Linked DNA regions of Homo sapiens: region 2 is linked to region 1. Evidence: read pairs that join two places in POLR2A ChIA-PET (ENCODE). Cell type or tissue: PC-9. All regions are shown on one strand. Region 1 overlaps JMJD6 (jumonji domain containing 6, arginine demethylase and lysine hydroxylase). Region 2 has its middle 16 kb from the start of LINC01993.

The links. Peaks named below come from ENCODE experiments on the same cell type or tissue, not always from the same donor. Only the 100,000 strongest peaks of a DNase experiment are listed, where the experiment ranks them.
Region 2: POLR2A ChIA-PET joins it to region 1 with 26 read pairs; 2 of 35 experiments call an interaction of 5 or more read pairs at or near these places.

What each region holds. Positions count from the first base shown.
Region 1 is chr17:76,720,876-76,724,875 of GRCh38, reverse strand. JMJD6 (jumonji domain containing 6, arginine demethylase and lysine hydroxylase) reads left to right here. Exons shown (of 6, transcript NM_015167.3): 3 at 818-1,104; 4 at 2,943-3,078. Among named protein-coding and RNA genes, the nearest start is that of JMJD6, 3.7 kb to the left of the region's middle. In PC-9, no CTCF peak of the experiment used is centred here; no DNase peak of the experiment used is centred here.
Region 2 is chr17:78,292,834-78,296,833 of GRCh38, reverse strand. No RefSeq gene overlaps it. Among named protein-coding and RNA genes, the nearest start is that of LINC01993, 16 kb to the right of the region's middle. In PC-9, no CTCF peak of the experiment used is centred here; a DNase peak (open chromatin) is centred at 1,863; H3K27ac peaks cover 347 bases.

The sequences.
Region 1 (4,000 bases):
AGTCCAGCAATAAACCACATTAGTGATTTTTCTTTTTTTTTCTTTTTTTTTTCTTCATTGAGATGGAGTCTCCCTCTGTCGTCCAAGCTGGAGTGCAGTGGCGCAATCTCAGCTCACTGCAGCCTCCGCCTCCCGGGTTCAAGCAATCCTCCTGTCTCAGCCTCCTGAGTAGCTGGGATTACAGGTGCCCACCACCACACCCGGCTAATTTTTGTATTTTCAGTAGAGATGGGGTTTCACCGTATTGGTCAGGCTGGTCTTGAACTCCTGACCTCAGGTGATGCACCCACCTCTGCCTCCCAAAGTGCTGGGATTACAGGCGTGAGCTACCGCCCCAGCTGATTTTTCTTATTTTGTTAGGAATCAGTCCATGAACAATGCACCCAGTGTTTCTGTGTACCAGAATTTATATAATCTCTGAAATAAAGATGACATATCACATAAAATTAAAACCTGGCCAGGTGCGGTGGCTCAAGCCTGTTATTCCAGCACTTTGGGAGGCCGAGGCAGGTGATCACTTGAGGCCAGGAGTTCGAGACCAGCCTAGGCAACATGGTGAAACCCTGTCTCTACTAAAAATACAAAAATTAGCCAGGCGTGGTGGTGTGCGTCGGTAATCCCAGCTACTCAGGAGGCTAAGGCAGGAGAATCACATGAACCTGGGGAAGCAGAGGTTACTGTCAGCCAAGATCACGCCACTGCATTCCAGCCTGGGTGATAGAGCAAGACTCTCAAAGAAAAACTAAAAACTTATTGTTTTGTGTGGTATGTGTGTAAGTAAATTACACTTCACATCTTGGATATCTCCATTCTGTAGGTGGTTTGTGATGGGGCCACCACGCTCCGGAACTGGGATTCACATCGACCCTCTGGGAACCAGTGCCTGGAATGCCTTAGTTCAGGGCCACAAGCGCTGGTGCCTGTTTCCTACCAGCACTCCCAGGGAACTCATCAAAGTGACCCGAGACGAAGGAGGGAACCAGCAAGACGAAGCTATTACCTGGTTTAATGTTATTTATCCCCGGACACAGCTTCCAACCTGGCCACCTGAATTCAAACCCCTGGAAATCTTACAAAAACCAGGAGAGACTGTCTTTGTACCAGGTATAGATGAACTGGAAGAAAGTACATTCTTTGCCGGGCGCGGTGGTTCATGCCTGTAATCCCAGCACTTTGGGAGGCTGAGGCGGGCAGATCACGAGGTCAGGAGATCGAGACCATCCTTGCTAACACGGTGAAACCCCGTCTCTACTAAAAATACAAAAAAATTAGCCGGGCGTGGTGGTGGGCGCCTATAGTCCCAGCCACTCGGGAGGCTGAGGCAGGAGAATCACGTGAACCCAGGTGGCGAAGGTTGCAGTGAGTCTAGATCGTGCCACTGCACTCCAGCCAGGGTGACAGAGTAAGACTCCATCTCAAAAAAAAAAAAAAGAAAGTACATTCTTTGATTTCAATATTTTGTCATTTTGGAGCAGAACTGTTAGAGAGTGAGTCCAAAAAATCCTTTGGATGCTGCCTGGTAAATGAACTGGTACTCACCTCTGACAGTAACATGTAGCTATAGTGTCACATACTTTGGGAGCTCTTGTTCACATTTTATATGGCTATAAAACCTGATAAACTGTATGCAGGCCCGGTGCGGTGGCTCACACCTGTAATATCAGCACTTTGGGAGGCCGAAGTGGGTGGATCACTTGAGGTCGGGAGTTCAAGATCAGCCTGGCCAACATGGTGAAACCCTGTCTCTACTAATAATACAAAAATTAATCAGGCGTGGTGGCGGGCGCCTGTAATCCCAGCTACTCAGGAGGCTGAGGCAGGAGAATCACTTGAATCCGGAAGAGGAGGCTGCAGTGAGCTGAGATTGTGTCACTGCACTCCAGCCTGGGTGACAGAGCAAAACTCCATTTCAAAAAAAAAAAAAAATTGTATGTAAAGATACAACTTTTCTTTGTTTGTGTATGTGTAGCGGCTTGTTTGTGTTTCTGTAAATTGGGGTTTAATTCTTTTTTTTTTTTTTTTTTTTTTTTGAGACCAAGTCTCGCTCTGTCACCCAGGCTGGAGCACAATGGCACAATCTCAGCCCACTACAACCTCCTCCTCCCAGGTTCAAGCGATTCTCTTGTCTCAGCCTCCCAAGTAGCTGGGAATACAGGCACATGCCGCCACACCCAGCTAATTTTTTGTATTTTAGTAGAGACGGGGTTTCATCATGTTGCCCAGGCTGGTCTTGAACTCTTGAGCTCAGGCAACCCACCCGTCTCAGCCTCCCAAAGTGCTAGGATTACAGGCGTGAGCCACCACCCCCGGCCAGGGTTTAATTCTGTAAATTGAATTGGAGGTCTCACTGTTACCCAGGCTGGCCTCCTTGGTTCAAACAAGCCTCCTGCCTCAGCCTCCCAAAGTGCTGGGATTGCAGGTGTGAACCACCAAGCGCAGCCTAAATTGGGTTTTTGATGCAGTATAGCACTGTCCGTGTTGAGTCAGGAAATCCCACACCAGACAACTGCGCTTTGATAAGTGAAGGAAAGTAAGGTAAGTGTATTTAAAGTAGGTGTCCTCTTCGTAGAGGCTGAAGAACTTTATGCTTTTGCACTTTTGGTCATAGCTTTGGATTAACAGGAGTAAACAAACTTTTTCTATAAAGGGCCGGGGAGTCAATATTTTAGGTAAGCCAGACTGTCACAACTGCTCAACTCTGGCCTTGTAGCTGGAAAGCAGCCCTAGACAATCCGTCACCAGGTGGGCATGGCTGTGCTCCGATAAAACTTGATTTACACAAACAAGTTGTTTGCAATCCCTGGATCAGAAGGAACTACCCTGTATCATGTCTCTGTAGGCTCTCCCTTATGGGTAGGAGTTCCCAATTTCTGGTGTGTGTGTTATACAGTAATTAGGTATAGGATCAAACCTTGTTTAACTGTTTATTTGTTGGATTTCAGGAGGCTGGTGGCATGTTGTCCTCAATCTCGACACTACTATCGCCATCACCCAAAATTTTGCCAGCAGCACCAACTTCCCTGTGGTATGGCACAAGACGGTAAGAGGGAGACCAAAGTTATCAAGGAAATGGTATAGGTGAGAGTCATTTTTTTCTTATTTCTGCTTGGTTTCAATTTCGACCCCAGAGATAAAATGGCTAGTCCACTGCTGCGATGATGTGTGCTGATCGTACACAGGCCTGGGCAAAGCTGGGGCTGCCGACCCTCTGGGTAGAGGAGAGAGGGGCCAAGGTCAGGGCAAGTCCTCAGGGTGTTCGCCAGCCTCGAGGTGGCAGGGTGAGACTCTGCATGTTGAATCCAAGCCACTCAGTCAAGACGTCATAATTGGGATTGTTTCTCGTTTTGTTTTGTGTTTTGTTTTTCAAAGCTAGCGCTAGCTAAAATCATTTTATTTGGGTTTTATTTGGGTTGTTTCTTTTTCTTACCTAGAAGCATTATTCCCATTTGAACTTAATACCTTCAGTTCTTGTGAGTGAGGTGACTGCCCTGGAGACTTAGCTCCTCTGTTTATCCACAGAACAGATACAGCACGGGCAGCGGCAGTGCAAGCCACCCACAGCCACCCCGTGCCACTGTGTCCCAACCCTGACCTGGAGGGACCAGCTCTCGGGGTAAGAGAGGGATTCTGGCTTGTTCCATGCTCAGCCTCCCTGCTGAGAGGGCCAGTAAGGGTGGTGGCTTCTGTTCTCCCTGGACTCTTGGGCATCTGAGGCCCACTTACCCCGCCCCGTAGGCCACTGCGTGCTGTGATTTGGTCACACCGCAGGCCTTATGATACAACAGGTCTTTTGTCACTGGATACAGTGGATGCCAGATAAGGTTTCTGAAGGGGAGGGCTGCTGCTCTTCAGTTCAGTTTTACGCTCCCAGTGAGGGGGGACCATCTCTGTTATTTGACACCTCGTATTTCTTACAAATCTAATTGTTTCTACTCTTAGAAATAGAATCTAACCAATGCAACTCTGATCATTATGTGCTGTGCTGTGGAAAGGAAAGATT
Region 2 (4,000 bases), 1.6 Mb before region 1:
TGAAGAAGGCGGCAAGACTCAGCCCCAGGGCCGAGGCCTGTGCTCTCCTGTGAACTCCAGCTCCTGGCATGGAACCTGGAGTGTCCAGGTGCTTTATTGTTTGCTGAATGAATAAACAAGTGTATGGATTTGGGGCAGTGTGATTGAGACATCAAGACTCGACTCAAGGCCAGGCGTGGTGGCTCACGCCTGTAATCCCAGCACTTTGGGAGGCCGAGGCAGGTGGATTGCTTGAGATCAAGAGTTCGAGACCTGCCTGGACAACATGGTGAAACCCAAAAATTAGCCAGACGTGGTGGCAGGTGCCTGTAATCTCAGCTATGCGAAGAGACTGAGGCAGGAGAATCGCTTGAAGTCGGGAGGCAGAGGTTGCGGTGAGGCGAGATTGTGCCCCTGCACTCCAGCCTGGGCAACAGAGTGAGACTGTCTCAAAAAAAGAGGCTCCACCCAAGAAGCCAGAGGGACCCCCAGAGGGAGGTTTCCATGCCAGCAGAGGTGGGGTGGCAGAGGGCAGTGCTTGGGTGGTGCAGCTTGCTGGGTGCTAAGAAGACCTCCCTGCCTGGCTCCAGGCCCGGCTCAGAGCCCACCTTCTCCTCCAGGTGGTAGCTCCTCTTCACCTCTCCCTTTTCTGTGTCACTTGAATATTTTAATGCCTGGGGGAGGTTTTGTGCTTTCCAAGGAAGACTTAGTGACTTGAATTTGAATTGAGTCAAGGCTGGCCACGGTGGCTCATACCTGTAATCCCAGCACTTTGGGAGGCCGAGGTGGGAGGATTGCTGGAGCCCAGGAGTTTGAGACCAGCCTGGACAAAATAGTAAGACCCTATCGACAAAAAAAAGAATTGAAAATTATCTGGGTGTGGTGGTGCGTGCCTGTAGTCCCAGCTACTTGGGAGGCTGAGGTGGGAGGATTGCTTGAGCCCAGGAGTTTGAGATTAGCCTGGACAATTTAGTGAGACCTCTCACTAAGTCATCTCGCTAAAAATTTTTTTTAAAAAATTAGTCGGGCATGGTGGCATGCACCTGTAGTCTAAGCACTTTGAGAGACTGAGGTAGGAGGATTGCTTGAGCCTGGGAGGTTGAGGCTGCAGTGAGCCATGATTACAGCACTGCACTCCAGCCTGGGCAACAGAGTCTAGTCTCAAAAAAAAAAAGAGTCAATATATCAAGTGTAAAAGTTGTCAATATTAAAACCTACCTTTACTTAGACCTTGCATTCCAAAATCCAACAAGTTTTAGCATTCTCTTTATAAATCTAATTTTAATATGAAAACACAATCACTTTCACTTGGGCTATGCTCAATTAACTCATACATTTAACACACTGATTACTTCTTATGCATTTAACCACACTGACCTTTTTTTCTTTTTTTTTGAGACGGAGTCTTGCTATGTTGCCCAGGCTGGAGTGCAGTGGCGTGATCTCGGCTCACTGCAACCTCCGCCTCCTGGGTTCACGCCATTCTCTTGCCTCAGCCTCCCGAGTAGCTGGGACTACAGGTGCCCACCACCACGCCGGCTAATTTTTTGTATTTTTGGTTGAGACGGGGTTTACACTGTGTTAGCCAGGATGGTCTCGATCTCCTGACCTCGTGATCCGCCCGCCTCGGCCTCCCAAAGTGCTGGGATTACAGGTGTGAGCCACCGCGCCCGGCCTCACACTGACCTTCTTAAATAACACAAGAGCCTCGGGAGTACAGATCTAAAATCACACCTTCGATGCTGCTGGAGTCTCCGAAGCACCTGGCCAGGCCGCCTACAAATCAGCATGTGAATTCTTCCAGAACGCGTAGGCAGCTCCTGTAAATTGAGGAAATCAGACTCGTAAAGGCTGTGACTCAGGTTCTCCTCATCATCTCGAACACCATCAAAACAACAATAGAGACACAGAGCAGCATTCACTTCGCGGATGGTTGCAACATAGGAAAAGCAACCACTCACCAGGGCTTTCTTGGATTTCTTGCAAATTACCGTACTCTCTCCGCCCAGGGGTCACCAGCCAGGGCTGCTAAGCACCTAAGATCGCGGGGAGGGTGTTGGCCTGGGATTCCCGGCCAGGATGCAGGACTAGCCTTAGTTCTGGGATATTCTCCCGACTTTAAGGAGGGAGGCCTCTTCCTGTGGTCAGTGGCCATGGCCTGTGAGCCTGGACTTGCGGCCAGGGTAGGATCAACACACAATTCCCCCTTCACCACCATGTCACATGCCCCCAGGCATTGCAGCCGCCAGGGTCTGGGGTCCTCACTCTCGCTTTCCCAGCTGCATCCCACCAGCAACCACAATTGGCCTTGGCGTGTACTCTTCATCCAGACTGCAGCTGCCTCCCTACAGTACTCTGGGGAGTCTGCCCTGCTCTTCATGGTCACACTCTCCACCTGCCTCACTCACCACCGTTCACGGTCATTTATTGGCCCTCCAGGCATGTCCTGGGGACCTCTCAAGCCCTCCCTTGAAACGCTTAACCCATCGGGTTAGGGCCAAGCAGGAGGGGCTTGTGTGGATTTGAAGACCCTCTGGACCAGGGATTCCAGCGATAAGCATAAAGGAACAGGCCTGAAGGCCAGGGTTTGGAGTGCTGTTTTCCTGGGCAGTGATAGCCCAGAATACCAGGGGTCAGGACTTGGGGCACACTGAGTTTGAGCATGACTGACCCTCGGAGGCACTGCCTCATCAGAGACTCACTCAACTAGCCAGGCCCTCCTGCACGGGGAGGGGCCCTGTCCTCTGCAGACTCTCCCTCATGGTCACAAGACACCCTTGGGCAGGCCCAGGCCATGTGCCTCTAGGTCCCAATGCAACAGAAAGGGAACTACTTGGCCGGGTGCAGTGGCTCACGCCCGTAATCACAGCACATTGGCAGGCCTAGGTGGGTGGATCAGCGGAGGTCAGGGGTTCAAGACCAGCCTGGCCAACATGGTGAAACCCCATCTCTACTAAAAATACAAAAATTAGCTGGGTGTAGGCCGGGCACGGTGGCTCACGCCTGTAATCCCAGCACTTTGGGAGGCCGAGGAGGGCAGATCACGAGCTCAGGAGATCGAGACCATCCTGGCCAACATGGTGAAACCCCATCTCTACTAAAAATACTAAAAAATTAGCCAGGCGTGGTGGCGGGCGCCTGTAGTCCCAGCTACTCGGGAGGCTGAGGCTGGAGAATGGCGTGAACCCGGGAGGTGGAGCTTGCAGTGAGCCGAGATTGTGCCACTGCACTCCAGCCTGGGGGACAGAGCCAGACTCCGTCTCAAAAAAAAAAAAAAAAAATTAGCTGGGCGTGGTGGTGTGCGCCTGTAATTGCAGCTACTTGGGAGGCTGAGGCTGGAGAATCACTTGAACCTGGGAGGCGGAGGTTGCAGTGAGCCAAGGTCGTGCCACTGCACTCCAGCCTGGGTGACAAAGCAAGACTCCATCTCAAAAAAAAAAGGAACTACTTGTAGGTAAAGCAACTGAAACCTATTTATAGGGCCATCTGACCCGGGTTGGGACATGTATCCTATATCGTTATAACCAAGGGGGTGAGAGAGTCAGACTGGCTTAGACCAATGAAGGCTCATCCCTGGGGTAAAGTGGATGGTGGAGAAGAAAGTGACAAAAGTTCACTATGAGAGGTGATCTGAATGAGCCCCAAAGTCTATGATTAGAAGCCAAGAGCATGGGGCCAGTCACGGTGGCTCACGCCTGAAATCCCAGCACTTTGGGAGGCCGAGGTGGGTGGATCACTTGAGCCCAGGAGTTCGAGATCAGCCTCGGCAACATGGCAAAACTTCATCTCTACACAAAATACAAGCCAGGCATGGTGGCATGCACCTGTGGTCCCAGTTAGTTGGGAGGTTGAGGTAGGAGGATCACCTGAGCCCAGAAGGTTGAGGTTGTAGTGAGCTGTGATCGTGCCACTGCACTCCAGCCTGAGCGACAGAGTGAGACTTTGTCTCAAAAAAAAAAAAAAAAAAAAAAAGGCAGCCTGGAGGACAGCTGCAGCAGCACCGTGCATCTGTATCCTGGGT